Regions from separate parts of the Mus musculus genome. Here regions 1, 2, 3, 4 and 5 are each linked to region 6. A link is a loop called in an ENCODE intact Hi-C map of the cell type or tissue named here. Cell type or tissue: left cerebral cortex. All regions are shown on one strand.

Region 1 (5,000 bases), 74 kb after region 6:
AGAGATGGATATGTACTCAGACAAACTGAAGCATTCTCCTGCAGAGTCAAGAATAGGCATGTTGGGGCTGGAGAGTGTGGCCAAAAAGGCATACCACTTTTGGATAAGGCCCAAGTTTGGCTCCTAGCACCAATGTTGGTTGGGCAGCTCACAACCACTCTCCATCTAATTCTATGTGATTTAATGTCCCCCTTCTGGTCTCTGTGGAAAGATAGCCATGTGCATGTAATTAAAAATACACATAAATCTTTAAAAAAAAAAAGGCCTATAGAGTCCAGAAAGCAGATGTGTAAATCTGTTGAGAGGTATCATATCATGGGGATCTTTGCAAGTCAGTGTCAGCTATAGCTAGATTTCCAGAGCAGTGACATCAATCAATAGGTAAATGTGGGTACTACTACCTTTAAAAAAAAGACCTTCAGTCTTGTCTGCACATTATGATCAACCACCTGATTCATCAGTCAGGTGTAGGGTTCCATTCCAAAGACTGTATGAACACTCTTTTATGATTCTAAGATATTAGCTGGGAGAGGCCATGACTACAAGACTACTCATTGGGAAGTTCAGTAGGTAAACATCTTGCTTTCTCTCAAGTCATTTTCTGATTTGAGAAGACAAGTGGAAATTAACTCAGAATTATACACTACAGCTAGGCACTGATACAATTCATTCTACTAAAATAAATACCTCAACACAGGGCCTGGCATACAGTAAACTTTTAATAAATATTAGCCATTTGTATCTTTTGTTGCATGGAGTATTATAGTAATTATATGCTATAGATGAGACACAGCCTCTGAAGGTGGCTTAGCTTTCAGTAAACTGAAAAGTAAGGATTTGAATACTGCTTCACAGTACTACTCTGGTTAGAACTTTCTCACCACAGGCCTGTCCAAATATCAGGAAGTTAACGCAAATTAGTGATTTATCTGAGTTAGCATTTAAAAGCCTAACAGTAGTATTTCTTTTCTTTTTTTTCTTTTTTTTTTTTTTAATCCGTGGTGAGGAGCCACTTTTGATTGCAAAATCTGTAACTTTTCCTAATAGTGTGGTTGCCTGGAAGCGCCCTTGGGTCTCCATAGTCTGTCAGAACTCCGAGCAATTGTTAGCAAACAGGGTTGAGTAAAACCGCCCATTCTTACGAACGGGTAAGTGTCTCTCGAAAAGCTGCCTTTTCATAGAATCTAGTAGGTTAATTCTCTTTAACTCTGAGGAAGGAGATCCAACCCTGGACCGGTTAGAGTTTGTATTGGATGGCTACATTTCATTGAAAGAATAAACAAAAGTTGGGTGCATATCTCTCTCACGCGCGCGCGTACACACACAAACACACACACACACACACACACACACACACACACACACACACACACACACACACGAAATAAGATAAAGTTTCCTTTGTGAACTGCAAACTCTAAAGGATCTTCCCCCAATCCTTTATCTTTGCTGATTAAAATCAGTTCAGCTTACAGGGTTCCTTGCGGTAGGATTCCCTGTATTTTGCAACTCCATTCTAGGCGACAACTGCTTCGGATTAGGTGGATTTTCCCCTTTCTCTTTGAGAGTAAAACTGATTCAGGAAAGGGGGGAAGGGAGGGAGGCGTCGGGAGTGTAACTATTTTGGAGCCTGGAGAGGGGGTTGGCCGCTAGCTTTGGTAGTGGGATTCTTTAAATTCTCGGCTTTCCTCTTCCAGCGCTTTAAAAAACGAATCGGCCCCTCCTCCCCCGGCCTCCAGAAATTATCTTTCCTTTGGGTGAGATTCCAGAGTGGAACTTGAAGCTCTTGGGTCAGGAGAAATCAGAGCTGTAGGAACCAAAGCGGCGGGGCGGGGCGGGGCAGGGCAGGGCAGGGTGCTTGGGGTTCTGTGGGGTCCTGTGGTGTCTTGTGGGGTCCGGGCCGCAGCGACCGGAAGGCAGAGCCTCGCGTGGAGCCGTGATCTGGGGCGCCGGAGGAGAGCCCGTGCGGAGGTCCGGATTGGGCTGGGCGGGGGTCCCGCTCTCCCCCTCCCCATCCTCGCCTCCCGGGCTCTGCTGACGTTGCGGCTTCCTCCGCCCCAGGCAGAGCCCTGCCGCGGCCCACCCCCCTCTCTCCGCCGACGGTCTCCGCCCAGTCCGCACGGCGGCTAGAGGCTGCAGCGGCGCACCCCGGGCGCAGCGCCCTGAGCTCGGATGGCTCGGCGCGCAAGCTGAGGGCCCGACTCCAGGGGTCCGGAGTCCCGGCGCCCCACGGGGACGCAGAGAGAGGACGCCCGGGAGGACGGAGCGGTGAGTGATGGGCTGGGTTGGGCGCTGCTCTGGGCCACGCTCCAGGAAGCTACCCTCCTGTGGCTCCATGGGTCTACACTGGACCGGTCCCTACGGACCAGCTTGAGCCACGTCCCCCGCTGCGCGTCGATTTCCCTGTGGACTGAGCATCTCGGGCCAGCTCTGCTGGCTCCGTGATCTCCTACCCGGGTACCCAGCTCAGACAGCAGCACCGAGATCAGGAGCGAATGGCGGGGACTGGACGTGCTCCCGAGTTTCCAGAGGTTTGGAGATAGCACACCCTTGCGTTCCCTTCCTATGCTACACCAGTTATCTAGGGATGGTAGTGGTCGTGTGCTCCCATGCTGGTTGTGCCTGTGCGACCTCCGGACCGCCAACGCCCAGAAAGCTGCTTCTGAGTCACCCCCAGCCACAGGATTCCAGCGCCCCTGCACTCCAACACCCCAGAGTGATTGGGCAACCTCAACCCGAGGCCGCCTGGGCCAATCGGGGGCCCGGCAGGCGGGCTTGACTCGGGCTGGGGAGCACTGTAAGCGATGCCACATGGGCTCAGAATCTGTCGAGGCTGGATCTGAGCTAACTTTGTGAACTGAGAACTTTCTCATCTCTCCTTTGAGGCAACAGCCTCCGTTTAGGCCAGCTGGCATTCATAACCTAATCCTTTGCTTCCAATGCAAGAGGCCGGCCTCTTTCACCTGGAATTCTTTAGGTCAGGAACTGACACGTTGGTTTCTAGAGATTTTCTAGTGGATTCTTGAAAACATTTGGTGTTTATTGCTGCTTAATCAACAATATCTTAAGGAAGGTAGAATCTTCTAGAAATATTTTCATATTCTTTCACATTACAGAATTTTCACTTTTACTAATTGTCTTTTCAGCTTTTACATCTTCTTAATAAATGATAGTACTAGTGAAGTTAAAAAAAAGATTCATTAGTGTCACTTCAAAATTATGTGTCTGTCTGGGAGTATATGCACAGGACTATAGACAGGTGCCTGCAGAGGTCAGAAGAACATTAGATGTGTTAGTATGGTAGCTACACTCTGAGCATCCTAATGTGGGTGCTGGGAAATGAACTCTGGTCCTGGACAAGAGCAGTACCAGTTCTTGACCACTGAGCCATCTCTACCCCTTATGAAACCAAAATTTTGTAGAAGATTTTGGACTATACTACTAGAGAGAACTACAAAATGTAACGTGCATGGGAAAAATAAAACAGGATTACCCTATTATTTGTTCACACATTACTATTTTCCTTTAATCCTGTACAAATGTGGTCTTTTTGGGGGGGGGGTAGTAAATTCTATTCTACTGAAAAGGGAGAAAATTTTGGATTTAACATGTGTTTACTATAGTGACACTCCTTGAGGGCTTAACCAAAAGCATGAGTGTGGGTTACTAGGACAGGGAGTGGGTACACGAGATACAGCCCCTGCTTTCTTGGAGTGTCTTTGGCTGTAGAAAGAGGAATATGAGACTAAGCAATATGGAGGACTTGAATGTCGGCAGAGTCCTTTAGTCATTATCAGAACATGATATCAGTCTTAGTTTCAATAATTATACGAAAACACTGGTCTACAAAGTACATTTTAATATCCAGATTAAAAAGAGACAGTGAAATCATTCAGTAAAAGAGACTTTTTTTTAAAGTTCCTTGACAAGGAGGGAAATTGACAGCAGGATACAATCTGCATGGTGGGGTTTTAGCCCAGAAAAAGACCATGATAAGAAGTCGGTGGATTCTCCCAGTTAAATCAGTCACATCTTAGTGAGTAGTTCTTGTGCATGTGTCTGCACTAGTACTTAGCAGTAGTTCACAAATCAGCTGAAGTGGTCCATTTCAATGAGATAAGTGGTGTGTGTGTCTGGGGGCAGGAGGTTGCAGTGCTGTTGTGGCGGGACCTAGGGCCATCCTTCACAGAACCTTAGTACTGTCTTAGTATAGAAAATTATTTCAGTCTCTGAGACAATTTTTAGACAAATGCATTCTGGGATGAAACAAAGTTTTGTTTTGTTTTTTCATTTCTTTATATTACTTGTGATAGATTATTTTGCTCTTTATTTCTTCTTGCTTGGTTCCTCCGTGTTGCATTAGAGAAACATAATTCTCAACATTATTATTCTAACTAGTGGAGTAAAAGGGGAAATAATTTGGATATGTGGATTCATTGAGAATCTTTGTTTTCAAAACAGTCAAAGAAATCTGCCAAGGACTAATTACAGTCTAGCTTAAATATTTTTTTTTTCAGCCACTAGGATGTTTTAGTTCTACGTATAGTAAACATTTTAACGTGCATTTCCCTTCTATTGTCCTAGGCTGTGTTGTGGCAGGCCTCTGTGACGGTGGGAACTGTGTCAGTGAATGCTTCACTGTATCCCAGAAAGGGGCTGGGAGTTTGCCATCCTAAAAGAGGGAAAGGCACCTGAGGAGTTTCTGTGATCAACAAACCCTATTGAAAGAGTATCTGACACAGGACAGGACCTTTCCTATTACTATATTTAGTGCCTTGAGTTTTTCTCATATTGGAATTACATTATCTCTTCCTATCGTGATTTGTAGACTAAAACTCTCTGGAGGTCACTAAACTACTAGCAGATGTTTGAAACTAGACAACCCAGATCTGTATACCTGCAGTCAGGGACGGACATGGGAATGAAGCTGGTGTCTAAACCCAGTGTACTCACAAGGGAAATGATCTTCCCATAAACTCCACATGATGAATGAGTGTCAG
Region 2 (5,000 bases), 240 kb after region 6:
AACAAACTCAAACAGAGAAAGCTTACCTTCTGAGCCAGTTAATCGTGGCCATGACTTTTTGGTAAAGGAGATGGGGAATTCCTGATTTACATGGTTCTGAGGAATTCCTAGCATCTATATGAATGCATGAATAATAGCATATATACTTGATATTTTATTGCATTGTGTATCATCTATTTCAAATGAAATAAATCGATACCCCACCCTCTTTTCATGTATTCTTTTGTTCAGCAGCTAGCTGGGTAAATTTTTTTCATTAAGAACATGGCCTTTCAGCCTTATTTATAATAGCCAGAAACTGGAAAGAACCCAGATGCCCCTCAACAGAGGAATGGATACAGAAAATGTGGTACATCTACACAATGGAGTACTACTCAGCTATTAAAAAGAATGAATTTATGAAATTCCTAGCCAAATGGATGGACCTGGAGAGCATCATCCTGAGTGAGGTAACACAATCACAAAGGAACTCACACAATATGTACTCACTGATAAGTGGATACTAGCCCAAAACCTAGGATACCCACGATATAAGATACAATTTCCTAAACACATGAAACTCAAGAAAAATGAAGACTGAAGTGTGGACACTATGCCCCTCCTTAGAAGTGGGAACAAAACACCCATGGAAGGAGTTACAGAAACAAAGTTTGGAGCTGAGATGAAAGGATGGACCATGTAGAGACTGCCATATCCAGGGATCCACCCCATAATCAGCATCCAAACGCTGACACCATTGCATATACTAGCAAGATTTTATCGAAAGGACCCAGATGTAGCTGTCTCTTGTGAGACTATGCCGGGGCCTAGCAAACACAGAAGTGGATGCTCACAGTCAGCTAATGGATGGATCACAGGGCTCCCAATGGAGGAGCTAGAGAAAGTACCCAAGGAGCTAAAGGGATCTGCAACCCTATAGGTGGAACAACATTATGAACTAACCAGTACCCCTGAGCTCTTGACTCTAGCTGCATATGTATCAAAAGATGGCCTAGTCGGCCATCACTGGAAAGAGAGGCCCATTGGACACGCAGACTTTGTGTGCCCCGGTACAGGGGAACGCCAGGGCCAAAGGGGGGGAGTGGGTGGGTAGGGGAGTGGGGGTGGGTGGGTAAGGGGGACTTTTGGTATAGCATTGGAAATGTAAATGAGCTAAATCCCTAATAAAAAATGGGAAAAAAAAAAAAAAAAAAAAAAAAAAAAAAAAAAAAAAAAAGAACATGGCCTTCCTCTCCTTTATGCTTAATGGGTTTAGGTAATTATAAAGCATATAATTAAAATCAATTATATGCGCTAACACCTACCTTGTATTTTTGCTGCCAAGTTCTTTTGGCTGGCACATCAATTTCTGTGGCTTGGCAGAGATAGACTCGCTGACTTCTCCTTTGTCTGCTCCACTACTCCACCAGGATTCAGACCACCGCCTTCCCAGGAGAAAAATAAACCCAAAGCTTAGCTCTGGCTGTTTCTGACTCCTTTACTCTAGCAAAGCTGAATTGCACAGACCTTACTTATGCTTCATCATTCTCCTTGATTCTGTACTCATTCCAGCTGTGTTTTTGTTTAAAAATTTAAGGTAATGACTGCAATTAGAAACAGCCATGTGGGGGCTCAGGGTTTAATAGCGCTTGTTGCTTTTCCCGAGGATCTGCATTCTTTTGCCAGCACCCACACCTGGTAGTTTCTAACCACATGCAACTCCAGTCCAATGAGATCTATATCACTTTCTCTTGCACTCTTTTTTTTAAAAGAAAAAGAAAAAAGAAACAACAGCGTGGGCTTACTGTTCTTTCGCATCTAGTTTGTACTAAAAGGCAAACACAAACAGACCTTTACATTTTTAAATCATATAACTAATTAACGGCATTCTGAATGCAGAGTACAAATATGTTTTCTAGCTCAAAAAGCCACAAATGCATAGACACAATTTTAGGTTCAACATGCAGCATACCAAGTATTAGTATGCGATCAAGAAAGAGCAGAGTGCCAGGCTTGGGAAACAGGCAGGTTTAAAACTGGTTGTGTGAACTGGAAGTTAACATGTCTACAGATGTGACCCTGGATGGAATAGCGCACGGTGGTTCTAAACGGGTGAACTGCATCGTCCTTAGTGGAACTCATTTGGCTGTTCTAAACTCCAAGAATGATGAATCTTCTTTAATCTCAGCATCTAGGGAGACTGCAGCTTTCATGTATGGTTTCCTCTGTTGCCACCTAGTGGTTTCTATGAGTATGTGCACTATCTGTAGTGGGTGACTGCAGTACATATGGAGCATTACAAAGATATGAAGTCTGAAGCATTCCAAACATTAAGACATTTAAAACAGCAACATGAGGGGTTTGAAATGCTCCATCAGTAAATCTACGCAAATATTTCCAACTTGAAAAAAACACTTTCAGAATTACCACCACCCCTGTCCTGGAGTCTCAGGTTCTCTTTTTCTCTCCCTCTTCCTCTCCCACCCTCCCTCCCTCCCTCCCTCCCTCCCACCTCTCTCTCTCTCTCTCTCTCTCTCTCTCTCGCTCTCTCTCTCACACACACACACACACACACACACACACACACACACATGAAAGGTCCAGGACAGCACTATAATCTTGTTTCTTTCAGAAGGCCATAGTTATGAAGGGTTAACATGGAGTTCAGAGAAGCACTGTCACTCATTACTCATATGACCTTATGAATGTCAGCCTCTCTGGAACTTTAATTTTCCTTTGTATGAGACAGGAAAGAATGATTAAGTTGTAAGAGTTGTTGAGTGAACTCCTACTTGGAACACAGACTTATTTGAAGAGTAGTTCTGCGAAAATCTATATTGAATAAATCTCCTTCAAAATTAAACATATGGACAGACACACTTACATGCCACGGGGTTTATATTCCAAGACTCTAGTCCTTGTAATTCATCAGTGTTATTTTGATGGGAAAGACACTTGGAAGATTTGACACGAGTACTTTTAGATGAGGAGATCAAGTCCTGTAGAGTCTCGAGTCATTTCTCCACAGGAGGAATCAGTCAGGGAAAATGTTGGGCTACTCTCAAGGAATCACAAACTATGTCCGCTCAACACAGACAGGGCAGTAACAATAAACAGACCAAAAAATTCTACCAAGTTCAACTTGGCAAGCCAAGGAATTTATTGGAACTGCTCATAGGATTATAGGTGAGGGGTTGCTCATAGGAAGTGCATCACCCTAAAGCCCCGGTCCACATGGGTGACGACTCACAGAGCCTCCACCCCTGGATCTTTCTGCACCATCTTTACTGCTTATGTAACTTTTGGGTAGGAGAGGTCTTGTGAATCAGGTAAGTTTAGAGGTTTCCTGGGATCCTTGAATTGCTTAAACTCCGAGTCTTGTGGATCCTGTAATCTGGAGGAAATATTTCAATTTGGTATTGCCAGACAGGAGAAGAAAGAGTCATTACTGAGTGTCCATCATCCCTGACAAACAGGGCCATGAGCTAAAGTATGTGGGCATCCTCTACAAACAGGCAAAGACGTAGACTCTTTCTGAGAGCCGGCAGAAGGAACACAGCCCTGCCGACATCTTTATTTTGACCTACAGAGAACTGTGTCAGACTAGTAAGGATTCTATATAGTTTTTATGAATTACAAGATGACAAATTTGCATTTCTTAAAACCACAGAGTCTATAGAAATTTATTATAGTGGTGATTGTGTGGTATGATGGTGGCACATACCAACTCATCTCAAGAGTTTAGGAATCCAAGACCTCTTCAAGGGTGTGTCTAGTACAAGATTGTATCTTCCCTTGACCAGTTTAGGCAAAACTGTTGCTCTTTGAACTATCATCTTTCTACCTATCAATTATCTATCTTTCTGTCAATCATTTATATATTATCTATCTCTATAATAGTTTGTAAATAAAATACAATGTAGTCCAACTTTAAGGGGACAAGAACTGCAAAAATAAGAGCTCATATTAACTTTATTGGATCCATAGATACTTCTCTTTCCATCTCTCTGTCTCTTTTCAGACTAGGATTCACTGTATAGCTCAGACTTATACTGAATTAATGATTCTCCTGCCTCATCTGACTCAGTACTGGCATTGTGGAAATATATCACTCTGGACCTGTAGGCTTCATTTTAAGGCTACAAATATAATTTAAAAGGTAGTTAGCATTAACAGAACTGTATATTATAAATCCAATTTCATCATATATGGTTCTTTTTTATTCCCTTTGGTTTTTTGAGACACAGTTTCCTCTGTGTAGCCTTCTACTTCTATAACTCACTCTGTAGCTCAGGCTGATCTCAAACTCAAAGAGATCCACTTGCCTCTGCCTCCCAACTGCTGGGATTAAAGGCATGCACCACCACAGCCAGCAAATATATATATATATATATATATATATATATATATATATATATATATATATATATATATATATATATATAATTTGTTGTTGGTTTTGTTTTGTTTTTCGAGTCAGGGTTTCACTGTGTAACCCTTGGCTGTCATTTTTCAAGGATTCTCAAGATTCTCAATTTCTGTGGGACTTTATGGAGCATATAAGTTTCATACATCAAGTGGGCTTGCTATTGGAAAGACTACGCTGCCATTCTTTTATTTGAAGTCACTTAAGAAACAAGCGTATTTATTTAGGAAAGTAACTGAAATTCCTCGAGAAGAGTTTTTCCCCCTTGAAGATAAAGCCCAAAGCATCGTTCTTCTGTCCCCCAAAGCAAAAAGCAGGTCATTACAGGCAAAACAAGCGATAACGATTATTACAGAATGCTGTCCTTTTTGCCATCAGAGAACCTAGCCTTTGAGCTTTCTCTGAAGTATCCTGGATACCAGGGTGGGGCATGCGAATGAAGCTGCATTGCACAGCAGCTTTACGCCCCCGCGTGGCTGGCCATTGATTCCGGAGTGCTCCTCTCCTATGCGCCAACTGCCGCCTGTGTCTCCAGCTGGCAGCGTGGCCAGGCCCTACATTAGCTGCACCCCGGCATACAGGGTGGGCTGCCCCA
Region 3 (5,000 bases), 130 kb after region 6:
AAGTTAGTGGCAGAAATTGTTTTCATTTTCAGCCCAGTAACACGGGTTACACAGGGTGTTTCCATGAAGTTTCCAGTGCTCGGCCTGGTGTATGCTGATCTGAGAGTGTTTTGTGACATGCCCCAGATATTCTGCCCTGCCCTGGGTAGCATCTGTAGATTGTGTATTGCAACTATATTACCATGTGGCACCATAGCTCTAGTGAGTTCTTTTTACTTTCATCAGGAAACCATTTAATTTGTAAAAATTTATTCCCTTCAGGTATGATGCCAGCTTGAAACCAGTTCCACCTCCAGATTTTGGTACCCCAACATTGCATTATTTTGAGGACTGGGGTGTTGTGACTTATGGAAGTGCACTACCTGCAGAAATCAACAGGTCATTCCTTTCCTTCAAGTCAGGAAAACTTGGAGGGCGTGCAATATATGACATTGTTCATAGAAACAAATATAAAGACTGGATCAAAGGGTGGAGAAATTTTAATGCAGGACATGAGCACCCTGACCAAAACTCTTTCACTTTCGCCCCCAATGGTGTGCCGTTCATTACTGAGGCCCTGTATGGGCCAAAGTACACCTACTTTAACAACGTTCTAATGTTTTCTCCAGCTGTGTCTAAGAGTTGCTTTTCTCCCTGGGAGGGTCAGGTCACAGAAGACTGTTCATCAAAATGGTCAAAGTATAAGCATGACCTGGCAGCCAGCTGTCAGGGGAGAGTGATTGCAGCAGATGAAAAGGATGGGGTTGTTTTTATCCGAGGAGAAGGCGTAGGAGCATATAACCCCATGCTCAACCTGAAGCACATTCAACGGAATCTCATCCTCCTCCACCCACAGCTTCTCCTTCTTGTAGACCAGATCCACCTGGGAGAGGAGAGCCCGCTGGAGACAGCAGCAAGTTTCTTCCACAATGTGGATGTCCCTTTTGAGGAGACAGTAGTAGATGGGGTCCATGGGGCTCTCATCCGGCAGCGAGACGGTCTCTATAAAATGTACTGGATGGATGATACCGGTTATAGTGAAAAAGCAAACTTTGCCTCAGTGATGTATCCTCGGGGTTATCCCTACAACGGGACAAATTATGTGAATGTCACCATGCATCTTCGAAGCCCTATCACCAGGGCAGCTTACCTCTTCATAGGGCCATCTGTGGATGTCCAGAGCTTCAGCATCCATGGAGACCCTCAGCGGCTGGATGTGTTCATAGCTACCAGTGAACACGCCTATGCAACTTACCTGTGGACAGGTGAGAACACAGGGCATTCTGCTTTCGCACAGGTCATTGCAGATCATCAGAAAATTCTGTTTGACCAGAGTTCAGCCATCAAAAGCACCGCTGTCCCTGAAGTGAAAGATTATGCTGCTATCGTGGAGCAGAATCTGCAGCATTTTAAGCCCGTGTTCCAGCTGCTTGAGAAGCAGATCCTATCTCGAGTCCAGAACACAGCTAGCTTTAGAAAGACTGCCGAGCGCCTACTGAGGTTTTCAGATAAGAGACAGACAGAGGAAGCCATTGACAGAATTTTTGCTATATCCCAGCAACAGCGGCAGCAGCGAGGCAAGTCGAAGAAAAGCCGAAAGGCGGGTAAGCATTACAAGTTTGTGGATGCGGTTCCTGATATTTTCGCACAGATTGAAGTTAATGAGAAGAAGATTCGACAGAAAGCTCAGGTTTTAGCTCAGAGAGAACAGCCCATAGACGAAGATGAAGAAATGAAAGACCTTTTGGATTTTGCTGATGTCACATATGAGAAGCATAAAAACGAGGGTTCCGTGAAAGGTGGCTTTGGACAGGTGCGGATGGTGACAAGTCACAACAGAGCACCTTCACTGTCAGCCTCCTACACCAGACTCTTCTTGATCCTCAACATTGCCATCTTCTTTGTCATGCTGGCAATGCAACTGACTTATTTCCAGAGGGCTCAGAGCCTCCATGGCCAAAGGTGTCTTTATGCGGTCCTCCTAATAGATAGCTGTGTCTTACTGTGGTTGTATTCCTCCTGTTCCCAGTCTCAGTGCTAACGCCAAGGCCATGAGCCTCTCAGGATCACGAGAGGTCAGGAAATGTATGCATGTATTTCCTAATTGGTTATAATGTCTCGTCCAGATTTACTTGAGCAAATTTAAGAGAAGTTGTTTTCACACACAAAAAGTGGGGGTATGGAAAGCCCTGAGCTAGACACACAAAGGATGTACCTAGGGTGTAAGAATGGCTTTGGCTGCCCCCTTGTGTTTCTGGAAATGTTTGGCTTTGCTGGCTGACCAGTATCTATTAGAAGAGTCAAAAATACCTGGCTTTTTCTTTCTTTTTTTTTTTTTTTTACATCAGCTTTCTGTTACTATAAAGAAAAAAAATGAATTGGACTTTATTATCATTAATTTAATTCTGTTAGAAGCTTCCAGATTCTGTATTATGGAACATATGGAGGCACATAATTCCAAGCAATACAGGCTGTTAAAATATAAATAATGGGAACTGTGATTATAAGACCTGGAAACTTCATGAAATTACGTGATAAAATGATAGCAGAAGATCATAAAGGAACTGAAATTTTTTAAAATGGAAAACATGTAAGAATGAACATCTGTTTGATGCTGTTTGTCAGTGCAGGAATGGTATTTGTGGCTTTTCGATAAATAATACAATAACAGGTAATTTCATATTCTCTTCCTCTTTTATGTAAAATGTTTATAGACCCAAAGGGTAAAGTTTTTGAAATAAACTATTTTATATCTTGAAACTCAATACCAAAGAACATGGAACTAAAGTTTTGGTGTGATTCTGATGTTTTTAATTAGAAAAGTTTCTTCAAGTTTATTTTGCTAAATAAACCAATCATAATTATGATCTCTCCTGCTCTGGTGTGCTTCTTCTGTGTTCCATTATATTCAAAGTGCATTTCTATTTTCCAGAATCTTCTAAGAGAGAACTTCATTTTACTATGCATTCACTAAACTTACTTGATTTTTTGAAAAACATAATTTCACTCTTTGTATTTTTCTCGTCTAAGCATATTTCAGTTAACACAGAAACCAAAGTCTGGTTAGCCTAAGTAAAAGATTTCTGTAATTAGGTGCAATCATGTCCTCAGGGGCTAACAGCAGCAGAGAATGCTGGAAATGCAGCCCACAGTTTCTGCTTGCGCAGAAGAAAATGTTATACTTGGACTGAAAGCATAAATCATCTTACATAGAGTGTAGTTGAGGCTGATAAATTTCTCCCTTGAAAATGGAAATGGATTGAGCATACATTTTTGGAATAAGGGCACGCTCACTGATTTATGGAGCTAAGCATAGTAGCAGTCTTGCCTCTGCCTAGGCCTTTATGTTCGGAGAAACAGCAGTAGGCATCAAAGATTCAAACCCTGAGAAAGCCCTGTGAGTACCATCTCATGGTTCTAATTTGAATATTTTGCACAAGGAAAACTTACGTCTGACTTTGGGCAGAGCTACCGTTCTTATGCTCGAAGCCTAGAAGCTGACTTCTGAGCAAGTAGCTTGTCCCTCACAGGGGCTGTCTCCAGGGAGGATTTCATTACACACTGTTTAAATAATGATGTTTTCCAAAGAATAATGCTTCCGTTTGTCCTGCACGGTTGCTCTTACTGAGATTTAAACTTGCTTTATGTGACAGCTTCTCCGTTTACTTAACCTCATTCAACAGCCATCTCTTCTCTTCTTTCTCATTCAGAAAGATGAATTGTGTGGAAGGGATATTTTTTTTAAGGAGTTGGGGGAAGTTTGCTCTTTGAGGTTACAAAGGAAGAAAACCTGACCTCAACTCCAAAACATGAGCATGGTTTATAGCAAAGATGGAAAGTCCAAGTGTGAGCCAAATCTAGCTTTCCTTTTAAATTAGCAACCAATTAGGTTCAGGCTAGATAATGCATTAATCATCATTGCATGATCCTCTTTAACCAGAACATGACCTCCTTTTTTGAAGTAATTTTAAAAAAAATATGTTAAGGGTTTCCCACTTCTAGTGAATAGTGGAATTCTTTGTTTTGTTTTTTAAAGAAATTTCTTGGATGATTTTAAGCAACCAAGTAAAAGATCATGCTAAAATACATCAGATTTTTTCTTAATGAGATATGTTTTTTATCAAGGATGGGGTATACTTAGGACAAACTAAGGAACTCTTTGTATCTTTAATTAAACCAAGCAAGTCTCCCTTGAAACTGAGCAGTCAATATGGACTCTGTCTCAGTGCAGCGCACAGTGAAAGGAATGTTTCAAGTTTGTGGCTAATCTATGAGCTGTTGTTCAGTACTAAGCAGGACTTTTGAGTCCCAGCCTCTAAGGAAATATGAGCCTCGTTAGCACAGACAGTTAGAGGCTGTGTGGTGAAAGCAACATAGTTTGGATTTTCGGCTGATTAGTTTTTTAAGCCTTCATAGTGATGCTATGAAAACATTCTTTGGATATAATTCTTGAAATTGTTTAAGTCACTAGCTCTAGTGTTGAACACCTTTAATAACAATGCTTGGGGGGTAGAGACAGGTGGATCTTTGTGAGTTCAAGGCCAACTATATATATAGTAAGTTCCAGCACAGCCAGGAATATGTAAAGAGAGAATATCTCATAGGAAAAATAAATTTTTAGAAGTCAGAAAGGTGGGCTATAGAGATAGCCTGGTGGGTAAAGTGTGTGTGAACATAAAGACATGAGTTTGAATCTCTAGTGCTCTTAAAAACTAGCAGCCCTCACACATATGCAGCAGATAATACAGCTTGGTCTTCATGTGAGTCTCTAATCTAGAGCAGGGGCTGTCCCTGACTCTGTTGCCTGCCTGTGGATTCTGATCCCCTTACTGGGCCACCTTTTCTGGCCTCAGTGGGAGAGAATGTACCAAGTCCTTCAGGGACTTGATATGCCATGGCAAGTTGGTACCTGAGAGGGACTTGATATGCCATGGCAAGTTGTTATCAGAGGAGAAGGGGATGGGGGAGGGGCTAAGTGAAGGGGGGATGGGAGAAAAGGAGGTACTGCAATTGGTATGTAA
Region 4 (5,000 bases), 260 kb after region 6:
ATAGGATGGTTGTTTGTACTTCACCAACTTTGGCAGACTCTTTTCCTTGATATTCTGTTAGGAAACAAACTTTGCTTTGGTTTTGGCAACAAAAGGGGTAAGGGAAGAGGGGGGAGGGAGGATAGCCCACATCCGGCCAGAGTTCCTCCTATGCTCTTGGGCATCTATGCCACTGACCTCACTTGGTGGGGGATGGGGAGGTGGACAAGGGGCAATCCCTGACCGGGTTATGGAAGAGAGGGCAGAAGGGGTGAGGTTCCCATGCAGATGAGAGTAAGTGCAGGGGGGCCTTGATGAACAGAGACAGTCTATGGTTTTAGAGCTTTATTGTAGAAAGGCAGGGAGAAAGGAGAGAAGGTGGAATGAGAGAGAGACTGGCCATGGCCAAGCGGAGAGAAGGGGGAAAAGGAGAGAGAGAGAGAAGAAAGGCTAGAGAGTTAAATGGAGAGAGCGAGGAAGAGAGTGAGGAGAGGAGAGGAGAAAGTAAGAAGAGTGTAAGGGGAGTAAGAGAGTGAGGTGGGGCCAAGCAGCCCCTCTTATGGTATGCTGCTATCTTTACTGTTGCTAGGTAACTGGGGCAGAGTCTAGCCTGAAGGTCAGAAGCTTGGGATGTTGCCTACGTGACTACTAACCATGGTTCTCTTGTGGGGGCTGGTGGGGGCGGGGGGTCAGTAACTTCAACAGGAGCCAGGGTTCCAGGAGACATGAGAGAACTCCTTCTATCCCATGTAGGTGAATTATCACCACTGGGTCCCGGGGTTCAACATAAAGTGTCAACTGGAAACCAGGCTGTCTGTGCATAGCCAAATGTCCCACAAGTCAGTAACATCTTTGTCAAATGTCTTCTTCACCTGTCATTTTTGATATCAGAACTTCATGATGCAAGTTAGTCTAGTCAGAAGTTAAGCTTGATTCTTTCCTTACTAATCAGCATCAAGTCCTGACATTTATATAAAACGTATTGGGAACTTGATCCTTATCTCGACAATCAATGCCTGCCTAAATTAGCATAGGTTTATTTAGCTTATTTTCATAGCCACCAGTCTCTCTTTTCAGATTTTGTCCGATTGAGTGGCCATGGTGGCATTTCTTAAGTTAAGAGTCTGAGTCACTAACACTTCCAGAATTCCTCATAATCTATGCCTCAGCCCCTCAACTAGATCATGGCGAATGCTCCACACTGTCTTCCAACCTGCCAAGTGATCTGTCTCCTTCAGAACTTTAAAGCAGCTGTTCCTAGAAGTCTATTCTGGTAACTAATCATCGGAATTCCTTTGAATAAACAAATATGCAGCTTATATCTGAAATGCTACCTCATCTCAGAAGTTTCCTTTTCTCCCCTTTAAAGTTTAAAAGAAGGCAAAAAGCAACCCTTAATCTATTTAAAACAAGAAACCATAATACTTTTGACATAATGCATTTCCTTTACTGTAAGTAAGGAATACTTGCTAATTAAACACAAAACAAAAAACTCTTTCTGTGTAACTGGAGCACTGTGGCTCACACCTACAATCTCAGCACCACTGAGGCCAGGGTAGGGGTAACACGAGTTCTGGCAATCCTGGCTAGTAAGCAAGATACAAGCAAGCAACAGCAACAATCACCACAAAGCCAAAGCCAAAAAAGCCCATCTATGGAACCTGCATAATACAAGTAAAGCCAGCTTTAATACACAAGGAAGGTAGAGAAATTTGGGGAAACATTTTTAGTATGTTTGGGGTATTCTTCCCGAGGTACATTTCCCCACATTTTGTTTAGGCTAGTACGTGTTCCTTTATTATAAACAAATATAAACCAAGTAACTATTTAGTGTTCATTAAAAAAGAAGACATATTTATCTGTTTTCTTAGTTTTGCCGTTACGGCATTTGACATTTTGGTTGTAGTGATAGACTTGAAGCTGTCAAATCTATCAGCAGAAGTAGAGCTAAATCAAAGGTATTATTTTCCGGTATCTTATTGTAGTTTTGGCAAAGTCAAATCTGTCACTAAGATCCGCCCCTTTATCTGTTCGCTGAAATAACAACTGAACAAGTCTTTAGGTCAATTTTTCCGCCTCACTTATTTCACAACTTTAAAGTGAGGTGCAAGAACCTCTGGTTCGACTTTCAGCCTTCCTCCCGGGTTCCTCCTGGGACAGACCTCTGGACGAACCCCGACCCCAAGTCCCAGCTCGGCTTCCAGGAGTCTGCACAGATCAGGCCATTGAAAGTTCCAAGAAGCCGGGCTGGCTGTCGCCCACAGGCTGCTCTGGGCGACAAACGTGGTTTAGGAACGCGGAAAAGCGGAAGCCCTTGGACCTCCGCGCCCCGCCCTCGGCGCCACTACCACGCCCTGCGCGAGACTCAGACCAGACACATCGAGCGCAGAATGGCGATGCCTCTCTGCCAGGCGTCTCCATCAGAAGCCAGCAAAGCCCAGCAGCGGGCAGTAGCTGTCCTTCCCGAACGCCGGGCGGGCTGCGGTCACCCCCCAGCCAATCCCGAGCCGTCGCAGACAGGCAGCGAATCGGCGGCCGGCATTCCAGGCGCGATGAGTCGAACTCCGACGCGGGGATCGGGCGGCCCGCGGAGCCGGGGCTGTTTCTCAGCAATCCGTGCCAGGCGTGGCTCCAGGCCTTTCCACTCCGACTCTGCGCGTGCGCCCGCCCGGCAGCCGGCGGCCGCGGTGTCCGCTGCAGCCCGCCGCCAGGGAGTCGCGCCGATGCACGGGCAACAACGCGGGCCACGATGACAGATTACGGCGAGGAACAACGCAACGAGTTGGAGGCTCTGGAGTCCATCTACCCCGACTCCTTCACAGGTGACTTTGGCGGCCTCCTGCTCCGGGGCGGAGGCCGGGGCCCCGCGGCCCTTCCTGCCGCTCTCCAGACAGTTTCCAGCACTCGCCTGCTTCCTTCCCCACTGTCCTGAAATCCGAAGGTCCGGGTGGCTCTGCGGAGGCCCTGGAATTGGTCCTGACCGCTTTGGTTTCGCGTAACCTCCGTCATCCGAGATTCACTGAAGCACGCGGGGGGTGGGGGGAACTAGCAGTGCGATGAGTTTCTCCAGAGCCGCTTAATGTCCCCCCTTTACCTCCTATTTTAAGCTCTGGTGAAGTAGCAGCTGTTTTCCCTGCTGAGAAGATTGGGATGCTGGCTTTTGAGAGCAGCACACTCGGGGATGTCTTATTCTCTCTATAAGAGTGATCAGGCATTCTGCAGAATGCCTGATGAACGATGTGGTCGCTGTGGTTCTTAGGTATCTTAGACGTCGTCGAGGTTCTGGAGGCCCAGGGAAGGCAAGTGGCTTGTGCTCTCCCTCCTCCAGCCAGAGGTCCTTAGTTCTTACATCCTGAAGACTTCGGTTAAGGATTCAGCCTCAGCTTAGATGTAGGAAGAGCTGATTGGGTCTAAGGGAAAGCATCCGTCAGGAAATTCATTAGTAGAATCTTTCCTTGTGAGTCTGTTTCCATGGAAAACCTATCTATGGGTCTTCTCAAATTAGGGAAGCACTCAAGGTAAAGTCAGTATGAACGTAGGCTGGGGATTGATGGGATTTACATTCCACAACCCTTCCTCCAAGTGTTGTCAAGTATTACTTAGTGTCTGAATTAAGAACCCAAGGCATATTACTTTAAATCCTAAACCATCCCTTTCATTGCTTAGCTTAGTTTTCTTTCTTGGCTTCACTTTTTGACCAACTTTTTGCAATGGAAGCAAATTTTGTTCTGCTTTGCCAACAGGCAGATGTCTCTCAGCTACTCCTGTGTAGCTCCAGTCGAGTTCATGTTCTCTCGCACCAGCAATACAGCTGTGTTGCGGATGTTAAGGGATGAGTGAAGAGGGGGTTGAGAGTGTCATTACCTGGGTGAGTGTATGTGTGGAGTCTGGCTTCCTTCTCTATCCTTGCTTATATGTCAGTGTCAAACTAAAATAAAGCGCTAGTGTCAGTTGTCCGATATAGTCTGAATTACGATGTTTAGACCTTTCTAGCACGTTAGAAATATAATAGGCATGAACCCTTTGTAGGCAGAAACAAAAATGCATGAGGCATACAGTATTTTTAACTTGTCTTAAATATTAGGTTATCCTTCACTAAGTTCCGCGCATGTGTGTCTTACAATGGCACATTTTTTATGTCTTAAAGCAGTATTGTATTGAATTTTGCTAGGTCCCAGTAGTAGTAGTATATGGAATTCTTGTCAGATGTACAAGTGCATAAGGAGCCTGAGTGAGCCAGGGTAACAAATGACGACTTACGATTATTTTGATGCACTCACCTATTCCATAGCAACCTGCTGAGCCTGCTTGTAATTCCTTTCTGCATCCATACACATTTTTGCAATAAAAACAATCTTGATTAATTGTTCTTAGGGATTTTGTATTGCTCTTGGTATTTTTTTTTTTTTTGAAACCTTTTAGGGAAAAGGTAGGACTTTTTGGTTTTTGGAGACAGGGTTTTTCTGTATAGCCTTGGCTGTCCTGGAACTCACTTTGTAGACCAGGTTGGCCTTGAGCTCAGAAATCCGCCTGCCTCTGCCTCCCAAGTGCTGGGATTAAAGGCATGCGCCACCACCACCCGGCTAGTTTGCAGGTTTTTACTTCATTTTATATCCTACTTAATACTAGATTTGGCAACTGCTCAGTCTGAGGAAGGAATTGGCTCTCCCACCCCACCCCACCCTGTCTTTAATGCATACCCAGTGAACTAGGAGAGAAGCATTTGTTAGGTCCACTGACCTTGTGTGATGTCAAAAAGGTGCACTTGTGGCCCACAGACCTAGCTGAGCCTTAGCATTAGTTGCTGTTCTATTGTTGGTGACCTTGTAGTCTAGTGCTACATTGGTCGCGAACTGTCATCACACCCCAGTTTCTTCTTTTTGCCTGTTCGGTAGCTTGGTTGCACTTTGACCCTCCTAACAACCTGTATAAACAGACTGTCTCAATACCATTCTCCCACCAGTTGTGCATCACTTGACAAGGATCTGGTAAGGTAGTAGAATTTAGTTATTTCCATTGCT
Region 5 (5,000 bases), 180 kb after region 6:
TGAAAGTTCCAAGACAATTTGCTGGAATCAGCTCTGCCCTTGCCTAATGTGTGTTCTAAAGACTGAAGTCAGGTTGTTCAGCTAAATGGCATGTACGGAGCCATCTCCCAGATCTTTTTTTTTCCTTTTCTTCAGCAAACTCCTCAGTGTTCCATTTCATTTTTAAGAATTTAATATAGGATCTTACTGAATTTCCCAGGATGAGGCTGAATTCAATTTCTACAGCACAGACTTGGCCTTGGCCTTACAATCCTGACCCTCCTACCTTACCTCCCAGGTCGCTGAGATCACTGGCGTGTAGTAACAAGCCTTACTTGGTCTAGGATTTCCCACCTTTAGAGACTGTGCATTCATTTGAAGTTGTTACACATTGAGGGCAGCTCTGGATGGCTAACATGCAAGCCATGATGAAACGCATGCTTTACCATCTCCAGGGCCCCTCTGATGATCCCACAGAGCAAATTGCAGTAGCACAGTGCAGATCGCCCAGCAGGCAGCTCTTCGACGAACTCTGCCAGAGGATTCTTGTGTAGAATCAGGGAAAATTCATTTCTGCTTGAATTGTGGCAGGTCACACTTGGTGTAATTCCCAAGTACATCTTAAAAGCAACCTGATAAACAGAAAGAAAATTATAGCACTTAGTCTCAACAGAAGCTTATTCAGACAAGCCAATAGCATCACAGCAGTGGTGAGCTTGCCAAGCTGAGCAGGCAGTCAGGATGTCTGGGCTCACAGTTATCTTTGCAGTTTACTGACCTTATGCCATGTGCGGCTTTTAAATTATTTTTTTTTTATTTTTATAGACTATCCTAAAGTGCTGATGTTCGTGGAACAATACAGTTTGTAAAATATATTATTTCTAGCCAGACATGGTCGCACACCCCAGCCTTTGGGAGGCAAAGGCAGGTAGATTTCTGTGACTTCAAGGCCAGCCTGGTCTACAGAGTTCCAGGAGTCAGGTCTGTTACACAGAGGTCGTTGTCTCAAAAACCAAACCAAGTCAAACTAAAGCAATCCAAACAGACAAACAAAATGATTTCCAGTAACCCTCATAGAAAACACATAGGCTTTAGGATGTTGAGAATCAAAAATATCATTAATCATCAACACAGCAGCATGAAATATGCCACACGGATCATAGTAAAACATAGAATTTAGAGTTAAAGTGACCCTGGGCACATGTTCCACGACAGGGGATCACTGGTCTAAGGAGGGTATGCTTTGGGCAGTCTAGGCCCCAGAACATGTTTTTGAACATACAAAATTATCATAATCATACTGTAGACGTCAACTCTTCGAGGAGGAGCAAGAGAAAGTGGTGGGGACAACATTAATGTGTGATAATTGAGTTTTCAAAAGTGGCTGTTGTGGTACAGGGCTCAAAAGTCCCTACAACCTAGAAACAAGAAACCTTAGCCTCCTTCACTCTCCTTTTTCTTCGTTTGTTTTCAAGCTGTGCTTAAGCAGTTTAGGACTCACTTCGTTTTGAAACATTATTTCACATTTGTTTGCTTGCTAGCTTGTCTATGCCTGTGTGGATGGCATAAGGTCAGAGAACAACTAGAAGCTGGGTCTCCCCTTGTACTGTGTGGGTTTGAGGCTAGTGGTCAGGTAGTCAGGCTTAGAGAAAAACACCTTTACCCATACAGCCATCTTGCTGGCCCCTCTATTTCTTCTAAGCCATAACTCTCACAAATGTATAATCTGCTCTTTAGAGAAGCACGAATATAACAGCAAAGACTGTAGCCTTTTACTTGCTTGACTCCTAATCCAAGGCCTTTCACAAAACACCTAGGCGAAGCTTCTTACACTTATTCATGGAAATCTGACAACTGGATGTGCTGCCGTCATTCAGAGGTGTGAATTAACTTAATGTTTAAATTAAGAGCAGTGTAGGAGAGAAATGGAAGCAATTTTCTTAAATCATTTATAATGTGAAGTACAAAAATGTTCATTCATGTGCTCATTGGTTGATTGAATAGACAGGAGGACTGCCTATCTTGAACAATCCTACTACGTTGCAAATTCAGTAGCTACCTGCAAATCAAACTTCTGAGTGAGTTTCTAATCTACACGTGACACTATGTTCAGTCCTAGAAAACAACCTGGAGTCAGCTAGCATTTGCTAAGTGAACAGAGTGAAACATGTTCTGGTATGAAACACCATGCCGAGGTTCAGCGATGGTCCATATGACCAAGTGGTGGGTGGTTTGGAGCCCCGAAGATATCCTAACTCAGGTTTGGCATCTGTTTTAGAAAGATTTTCTTTGTGACTTCCCCTCCCACCAAAAAGAAAAAGAAAAACAAAACCTATCATGATGTGAATCAAGACGTTACATGAAGAGAAACGAGGATGCCTCCTTTTCTCTAAAGCCCCTGTAGTTATTAGACTTCTCACACAAATTCTAAAAACCCCACCCCATATGTTTCAGGTCTCTAATGAAGAAAACCCTTTTAGGAAGTCAGAACTCCTGTCTACTAAATCTTAGGGCACAGAGCAAGAGAAGAAACCGATCATGAAACACTGGGTCTGGAGACTGGCTTTGGCTACCAGTCAGTGGCTGAAACACATTTCTAGAAGCACTGAGCCCCCCACTGGACAATTTCTATACTTATAATTTGTATGAGCATTTTCGATTTGGAATCAAAAGCACGTGCAAAGACTATTAAAAGGAACTTGCGTTTACTTTTCAGCTTCTTTGGCTACCCTCAAGTGTCAGCAACCACCAGTAGGAGGCATTATCTGAACGTTGTTGGGAAATAAAGCATTCCTGGGGAATGACATTGTTTCCTTATCTGGCTCGATGCAGACTGAGCAGGATTGCTGTTTTGAAAGAGCTCCACCCTCAGCCTCAGCCACAGTTGCTGTGCTAAAACCAAGGCAAACGTCTTTCCCTCTTCGCGTGTGTGTGTGTGTGTGTGTGTGTGTCTCCAACATGGATGCCTTTCAGAGCATCTTAAAATTCTTTCTTAACCAAAAAACTGCTATTGGCTACAGCTTCATGGCTTTGCTCACCGTGGGTAGCGAACGTCTCTTCTCGCTGGTGGCATTTAAGTGCCCCTGCAGCGTTGAGAATACTGCCTATGGGCTGGTTTTTCTCTTCGCCCCTGCCTGGGTGTTACTGATCCTTGGCTTCTTTCTGAATAACAAGGCATGGAGACTCTTCACTGGCTGCTGTATGAACCCAAAAAAAATATTTCCCAGGAGACGCTGCTGCCGCTTCTTCTACGTCCTGGGCCATATCATACTGAGTTCACTGGTGGCTCCGGTGATGTGGCTCTCTGTGGCTTTGCTTAATGGGACGTTTTATGAATGTGCTATGAGCGGGACAAGAAGCACAAGGCTCCTGGAGATGATTTGCAAGGGCAAGCCCAAAGAGTGCTGGGAAGAACTGCACAAAGTCTCCTGTGGTAAAAGTAGCATGGCCGCTATGGAGAGTGAAGAAGTGAGGCTATCCCTGCAGGCCCAGTCTCAGGTAAGGACAAACATGCCTTTTGCTCCTAGTGGGAACTTCTCTGGCTTCCTTTCATCCGTCAGAGTCTGAGTCTTGCCAGGATACTTTTGACACTAAGTGGAAATTGGAACATGATGTAGCATTAAGAGAATCTCAGGAAAAGCTTTTTAGGGACAAGATGGCTCAGTAAAATTGCTGATTGGATTGTGTAGTCTCCATTTCCAAAGAGAAAATATCCTCTGGGTTATGCATATGTAAATACTTAAGTGCTCAAAACTCTCTCTCTCTCTCTGGGTTGACTCTAAATAATGCAGAACACAATGTCATCCACTGAGTGCTAAACCTGAGCTGTAATTAAGCACTACTGTCTCCTATCAATTATTTATTTTCAAGCCGATGTCTCAGAAAACACAGACACATCTTATTCATCCACTGAAATAGAGCTGAGCCAAATCAGTGACCACTTTTCAAAGTCTCTTGGGGTATAATTAGCATAGAGATTTCCTTGAGTAACCACAGTGGTAACTGGTATTTCTATGCATGAGTGCTGTCAAGATTGAGAGTTCCCCGAATAAGATGGGACTGATCAGTCTTTAAATGGTCTTTGGTAAAGTGTGACCACATTCCCTGGGGCAGTTTATGGCTTTTGCTCTCTGTGCTGTATGACTAAGTCAATTCTCATGCTACTTTAGAAGCTCAGAATTTGGAGAATTGTTTTCCTTGTGGGCAGTAATTTCCAGCTTCAACTAATCAATACAATGAAGGAACTTGTTACCTTGCCAAGTATTTGAACACAGATCCAGGTGCCTAGTCCTAGCCTAGCCTTGCAGTGAAGCTCATTTCTTATTTCGGGGGCCAAAAGAGGTAGGAGTAAATTAAAAGAGCCATCCTTTCTCAGGAATAGTGTTGGTTTCTGGATAAATGCACAGGCACATACTAATTTTACTGTTTTTGCAAGGGCTTGCCCTTACAGCAAACACATTAAAGCAAAGTTGGCTTCTACAATATAGGATGGTTACTAGTAAGGTTATATTCTCCATAAGCTATTAAATCAAAGAGTTTCCCTAAATAAACTCCTTTGTTTAGTTCATAAAGCATAGGTTAGATGGAACATGTCAGGCTCCTCTGAGTGCCTTCCATCTTTTGTTGAAGGAAGGTATTCATTACTAATGTTATGATAGTGTGGATGACACATGGCTTACCTCTGTAGGCACCAGCTCCATTCAACCGATGCCAATCCCCAACACTCTTCACTGTGTAAGCTCCTCTTTAAATATAAACTCAAAAAAAAGCATGCACACCCAGGCATAGCTTAGATCGAACACAAAGACCTGTTGATAACTCTAGTAGAATGAGAAGGACCTACAGGAGGATGCCCAAGAGATGTGACTGAAGGGAGGTATAGCAATAGCAGGTGCTGACGATGAGGTTCAGACAGCAGGAGGCATCAAACAGTCCAAAACAATAATTGGGCATGTGGGCGGAGGTGGAAAAGTGCATTCATTCATGGGTGGGGCAGAGCAACATGAAACCCAGCTGGATGA
Region 6 (5,000 bases):
AAGAACTTGAATTTGCAGCCAGTCTTAGGGTGTCTCAGTTCCTTCACCTCCAGACTGGTTACGTACCTTAACATCTCTGCATCCCGACCCCTAATCATGGCGGACAACTGAGGGTGGTTCCGGAAGGCAGTCATCCAGAAGCCTGGGATATTCTGAATGATGTAGTTCCTCCGTTCCAGGTAGTGTCGTCGCATTCGCCCAAACTTCTGCTCCAGATGTTGGAAGGCCCTGTCGGCCTGAGCATTCACAGTGTCCAGTTCCAGCTGGATGGCCTCCAGCGGGTTCCTGCGAAGATCTATGCCCAGGTGCCAGGGCCCTGCCTCCTCCGGCGCCTCCCTCACTCCTCCACTCGCCTCCAGCATCTCCATTTCTTCGCCCGCGGGCTTCTGCTCCACCTCCATCACCTCCTCGCTCCCTGGCGTGGCCACTTCTGACTTTTCCGCTGCAGCCGCGACGGTGCCCGGTTCCGTCTTCACGTCACGGGCCTGGGACTCCGCTCCCCGAGTTTCTTGGGCCTTCTCCACATATTTCGGTGTCACGAACACCGCTGCCGCGGGGCCCCGAACGGAAGGAGGTGACTCTCCCTGCCTAGCTGCGGCCACCCGAATCTGGGGGACAAGGCCCTCGACATCTCGGGGCGCGGGGCTCCCCACGATCCCTGCGCGGCCCTCACCTGTCACCGCCTTCTCCTCGCCGAGCAGCGGTCGCCGGTCTGGGGTCCCCGAGACAGTGTCAGCATCGCAGTGGCCGCGGCTGTCGGGGACAGGGGTCCCCTCGTCCCGCTCCGGGCTGCTCATGTCGGGTCTAGTCGCGCAGACCTCCGCCTACAAACAACAACCCTCACGGTCCCCCGCAACCCCAGCTCCGCCCCTCGCTCTCTCCAGCGCAGTGACGCCAGAGCCACAGCCCGCAAGTCTCGCGAGAACCTGCAGCGCACCTGATTGGTTCTTCAGCTCGTGACTTCCGTATTTGTTTGGCTTCTGTAAATGTAGCGGATAGCGGTTGTCACGTTTGTTTCCGTAAAGGGATGTCAATCATCCTAGGAGACTGAAGACAGTGGCGGGGCTTCTGGACCTGGCTTCTGGACCCTTCGCCCGCATCCGGGCTGCAGCCGTGTGTGTGTCTGTGTCTGCAAACAAGTTCATCCCCTTTCCACTTATGTGGAACGGTAAAAACACCTCCTGGTATTAGACAAAGCTAGGAGCCAAATGTTTGTATTAACCAAGGTGAATGCCACGGTTCCCCACCACCACCACCACCACCACCACCACCACCACCACCACCACAGAACTGAAAAAAATAATGAAGTCTAGCTTGGTGTGATGGCCCTTGTCTGTCGCCTCAGTGCTCTGGTGCTGAGGAGGATCGTTGACTTGGAGGCTAACCTGGGCTGCATACACGTTGGCTCAAAATAATAATAAAAACTCAGTTCTATTCTAAGCTCTGACGTTACTGGGGAACAAAGATCTGTGGGTTTGCTTTGGGAATTATTCTTTTTGGAAAAGATTTTGTGGTCATCATTAATGATTGTTTTTACTGGTGTGTCTTGCACCGTGGCATCGAATAGTTTGCATAACAATCCTCTGATGTATTAAGATATCCATTTTATTGAGACAAGGAGAGACTGGGTCTCTTACCAGAATAACATAGAAAATGACAGAGCGATGATTTGAGCCCTGGACATTTGATTCCCGGGTTCTCTGAACGGGATGTGACGTCACTTTAGGACATAGGCATAAATGCATAGTCTATATCAAGTTGATACATATTTTCTCCCACCTCCTTTCCGCATCCATAAATAGATTAATATTTAAGAACACATTCATTTCCTTTCTGTTTTGAGAAAAAGAAGGTAGTTATTCGTGGTCCTCAAATTCAAATTTACCAGAAAAATGTCACCTTCTGTATAACAAATATTTCCAAAACACCATTTAACGTTTTTCGATAAAGTTCATAGACAATATAACCCATCTACACACATAAATAGAAAATTTAACAATTTTACTATAAAGCTTACTGTAGTGGTGGCGATTTTAGTATAGCAAAGGGGTCACCGACTTAGGTTATTATAAGAACTATATGACGTGGCATTTATCACAGTGGTAAACGCACCAATAAGAATGGCGTGGTTAGAAAATTACACATCTCATAAAAGTAACTGCGGATGGAGAGTGACACAGATGCCTATGTCAGGTCTTCTGAAACTGTAATCCAATTTTGGTGAAGTTCTGGTAAATAATGTCTCCTCCTCTCTCCCTTGCACTGTTTCTTCCACACAGAGAAAGGAATTTCCACGGTTAAATTCTTGCTAGGCGTGTTATTTCCAACGACTGTCACTAGAGGGAGCGACTTCTCCTTTAGAAAATGATGCTACACCTATGACAGAATGGATTCTTGTAAATGAAATTGAGCCACAGTCTTTTACTGAGACTAAACTATGAATGTTAGACGATGCATCTTAGACATGATTCATTTTATTATTATTTTCCACTAACTATCATATAGAAGTGTCCACTTGGTTTTGTTTAGTCTGACAAGGTCCCCATTTGTCTTCAACTTGATTCAAGTTCTAGCTTTGGTTTGTTTGACCTGGACAAGTCACCCCTCTAGGCAGGCAAAGGTGCTTGCTGCGTAGCCTAAAGATAAGTTTAATCCCCAAGACCGGACCAATGGGGAAGAAAGAAAAAATGACTCCTGCAAGTTTTCCTTTGTTCACCACAAGGATCCCCCATGGCACACAAACACACACACACAACCAATCAATGAATTAATTTGATTTGTTTTGATTTTTGTCTTTGTTTTTCAAGACGGTTTCTATGTGTAGCCTTGGCTGTCCTGGAACTCTATCTGGTGCTTACGCCTCCAGAGTGCTGGGATTAAAGGCATGTGCCACCACTGCCCCACAATTTCAAATAATTGTTAATACTTAAAATGGAAACTATCATTTATATTTTAGAACTCTAATATGAAGATGACACAAGATGTATAAAGTATAAAATGATATATAAAGTAGGTAGCATTGTAAGCTTTCAATTAGCAGAACATAGTAATATTATTTACATTCTATGCTGAAGCTTACATGTATTTTAATTAAGTTTTTGTGCACTAACTTAATGATTTCAGGTAGAGCATTAATGCATTCATTCAGATAAGGATATTGAATGTATGTGTTATGGAGGAAATGAGCTTGACTTGGTTCCTGCTTTGGATAAGGACTGACTGACCAAGCCAGCTCAATCAGTCAACAGGTTCTCCAGGGCAGCAGAGAAGATTAAAAAGAAAAAAGACAATTAGACAACACTGTAGCATGACCCAGCCAGTTCTGAGGCTGAGGCAGGTTTATTTTTTTCCAAATCTGCTTTTATATCATTTTAATTACATGTAAGTAATAAGTCAGATCTAGGTGAAGGAACAAGCAAGACAATAAGTACAAATAGTCAAGGAACAAGCAAAGCAATAAACAAAGTCCTGTTTCTAAGGGCTTATCAGGATGAAGAAGATATCTGAGCCTACTTCTGGGTCCTAGGCCAAATTCCCATTCTTGCCTGAAGCCTACTTCTTTGTTCTAGCCTAAAATTAGATTCTAGCCTGAACTTACTTCCTTGTCATGGCCCAATGTCAGATTCCTGCCAAGCGGTCCCAAAAGCTGTCCACAGTTGACCAGCTTGAGAAAGAGGTGAAGCCTGGGGACATAGGAAGCATGTTTGCACAGTAGCCCAGCTACTGCACTGTGCACTCTACACTTGTCTAATGGAATTTCCATGTCCATGTGGCTACTATATCAGTCACATTCACTCATTTAATGTGCTGAATGGTAATATATGAGAAATGACTGCTAAACTGAAGACCACACAACATCCCTTGTGAGACAGTTCAGTTGGACATTTTTCTAGACACAGCATCATGGTAGGAGATAGAAGGAATGCTGGAACTAAAATGGCCTACAAAGAGATCTCAGAGACACCACTTTTAAATGCTTTATGCAGAAAAAAAGCAATAGAATCCATTCTTTAGCTCACGTTATTAAAAGAATATAAAAGAATATAAATATATATTATATAATAATGTATAATATAAATATATAAATATGTATAATATAATTATATGTATATATTATATATAATATAAATATATAATTATATATAATATAATATTAATATATAATTATACATGTAATATATAAGTAAATTGAGAAGAAATAGTAACATTAGAAGCACTTACTGCCTTATCAAATAGATGATCCAGATGTTTTGCTCCTTCACCATAAAACCAAAACTGACTAAGCCATCACCCTCTGGAGAAAAGAACAAAATAAAATGCAGCAGGTACTACAAGTCTTACTTGCAAAATTTGAAAATTAAATTATTTAAAAAGTCAGAAAAATACATTACTATTGACAAATGCCCACAATATTTTTGTAAAGTAATAATGTAAGATAATATAAAAGATATTTGTATGTTATATAGGTGTTTTAGTGTCATTATGAACCATAGAAATTTAGCTAGTATAATACCTGAATTTAGCCACTTCATAATCTGGCTTTTGTATCTGAAACATTTCAAACTTATAATGCTCAGAAATTTCATACAAGGCAAAATATTTCTGGGTATTTTCTAAGTGTGGGGCATAGATCTGTAGTCAAAGTCCTTTAAAGATTTTTCCCATGAATTTGTGTTAGTCACAAATCATTAAAACCCCAGACCTTGTTTATAATCTTACAAAAATGCTTTCAAATATATGAGTACAGACTCAGAGTCAAAGACCCTTTATAGAACAACCAGACCTTCATGATTAAAACCACAATAAATGAATGGATGGATGAATGAATGAATGAATGAATGAATACATAAATAAATACAATGAGCCCACTTGTCTTAAAGGAAAGTTCATCAAGGTCACTCATTTTTCAAGTAAAAATTAATTCAATGTGAAAAGCTAATGTTTTGATGTTTAATTTAATGTCCTAGTTGTCATAATTCTTCATCCTTCAGACGAAACTT

What was found. Hi-C counts contacts between places; a loop is a spot of excess contacts. Peaks named below come from ENCODE experiments on the same cell type or tissue, not always from the same donor. Only the 100,000 strongest peaks of a DNase experiment are listed, where the experiment ranks them.
Region 1: a loop joins it to region 6, with 5 times the contacts of the local background. A loop is called at or near these places in 11 of 42 quality-filtered maps.
Region 2: it touches region 6 in a loop (8-fold over the local background); 20 of 42 quality-filtered maps call a loop at or near these places.
Region 3: a loop joins it to region 6, with 11 times the contacts of the local background. A loop is called at or near these places in 13 of 42 quality-filtered maps.
Region 4: it touches region 6 in a loop (9-fold over the local background); 18 of 42 quality-filtered maps call a loop at or near these places.
Region 5: it touches region 6 in a loop (2.1-fold over the local background); 10 of 42 quality-filtered maps call a loop at or near these places.

Annotation. Positions count from the first base shown.
Region 1 is chr10:34,204,348-34,209,347 of GRCm38, reverse strand. It overlaps Dse (dermatan sulfate epimerase), which reads left to right and starts at 2,113. Exons shown (of 6, transcript NM_172508.3): 1 at 2,113-2,268. In left cerebral cortex, a CTCF peak has its summit at 2,564; DNase peaks (open chromatin) are centred at 1,341, 1,701, 2,170 and 2,426; H3K4me3 peaks cover 1,606 bases; H3K27ac peaks cover 1,395 bases.
Region 2 is chr10:34,033,993-34,038,992 of GRCm38, reverse strand. It overlaps Trappc3l (trafficking protein particle complex 3 like), which reads right to left and starts at 1,396. Exons shown (of 7, transcript NM_001162937.1): 1 at 1,305-1,396. Calhm4 (calcium homeostasis modulator family member 4) reads left to right here. Exons shown (of 2, transcript NM_001081165.1): 2 at 1-209. In left cerebral cortex, CTCF peaks have their summits at 2,221 (motif pointing left) and 4,868; DNase peaks (open chromatin) are centred at 2,215 and 4,888; H3K4me3 peaks cover 380 bases.
Region 3 is chr10:34,149,236-34,154,235 of GRCm38, reverse strand. Dse (dermatan sulfate epimerase) reads left to right here. Exons shown (of 6, transcript NM_172508.3): 6 at 262-2,847. The coding sequence ends at 2,020. Among named protein-coding and RNA genes, the nearest start is that of Calhm6, 24 kb to the right of the region's middle. In left cerebral cortex, a CTCF peak has its summit at 2,214 (motif pointing left); a DNase peak (open chromatin) is centred at 2,214.
Region 4 is chr10:34,017,167-34,022,166 of GRCm38, reverse strand. It overlaps Rwdd1 (RWD domain containing 1), which reads left to right and starts at 2,551. Exons shown (of 7, transcript NM_025614.3): 1 at 2,551-2,801. The coding sequence starts at 2,729. In left cerebral cortex, a CTCF peak has its summit at 2,654; DNase peaks (open chromatin) are centred at 2,448, 3,002 and 3,193; H3K4me3 peaks cover 2,473 bases; H3K27ac peaks cover 1,452 bases.
Region 5 is chr10:34,094,375-34,099,374 of GRCm38, reverse strand. Trappc3l (trafficking protein particle complex 3 like) reads right to left here. Exons shown (of 7, transcript NM_001162937.1): 5 at 426-611. Calhm5 (calcium homeostasis modulator family member 5) reads left to right here and starts at 2,856. Exons shown (of 2, transcript NM_178908.3): 1 at 2,856-3,477. The coding sequence starts at 2,938. In left cerebral cortex, a CTCF peak has its summit at 2,710 (motif pointing right); a DNase peak (open chromatin) is centred at 2,767; H3K4me3 peaks cover 1,658 bases; H3K27ac peaks cover 1,060 bases.
Region 6 is chr10:34,278,078-34,283,077 of GRCm38, reverse strand. It overlaps Tspyl1 (testis-specific protein, Y-encoded-like 1), which reads right to left and starts at 888. Exons shown (of 1, transcript NM_009433.3): 1 at 1-888. The coding sequence starts at 797. All of the region lies in intron 1 of Gm26564 (a long non-coding RNA gene), which reads left to right. In left cerebral cortex, a CTCF peak has its summit at 2,333 (motif pointing right); DNase peaks (open chromatin) are centred at 349, 920, 1,656 and 2,295; H3K4me3 peaks cover 2,344 bases; H3K27ac peaks cover 2,287 bases.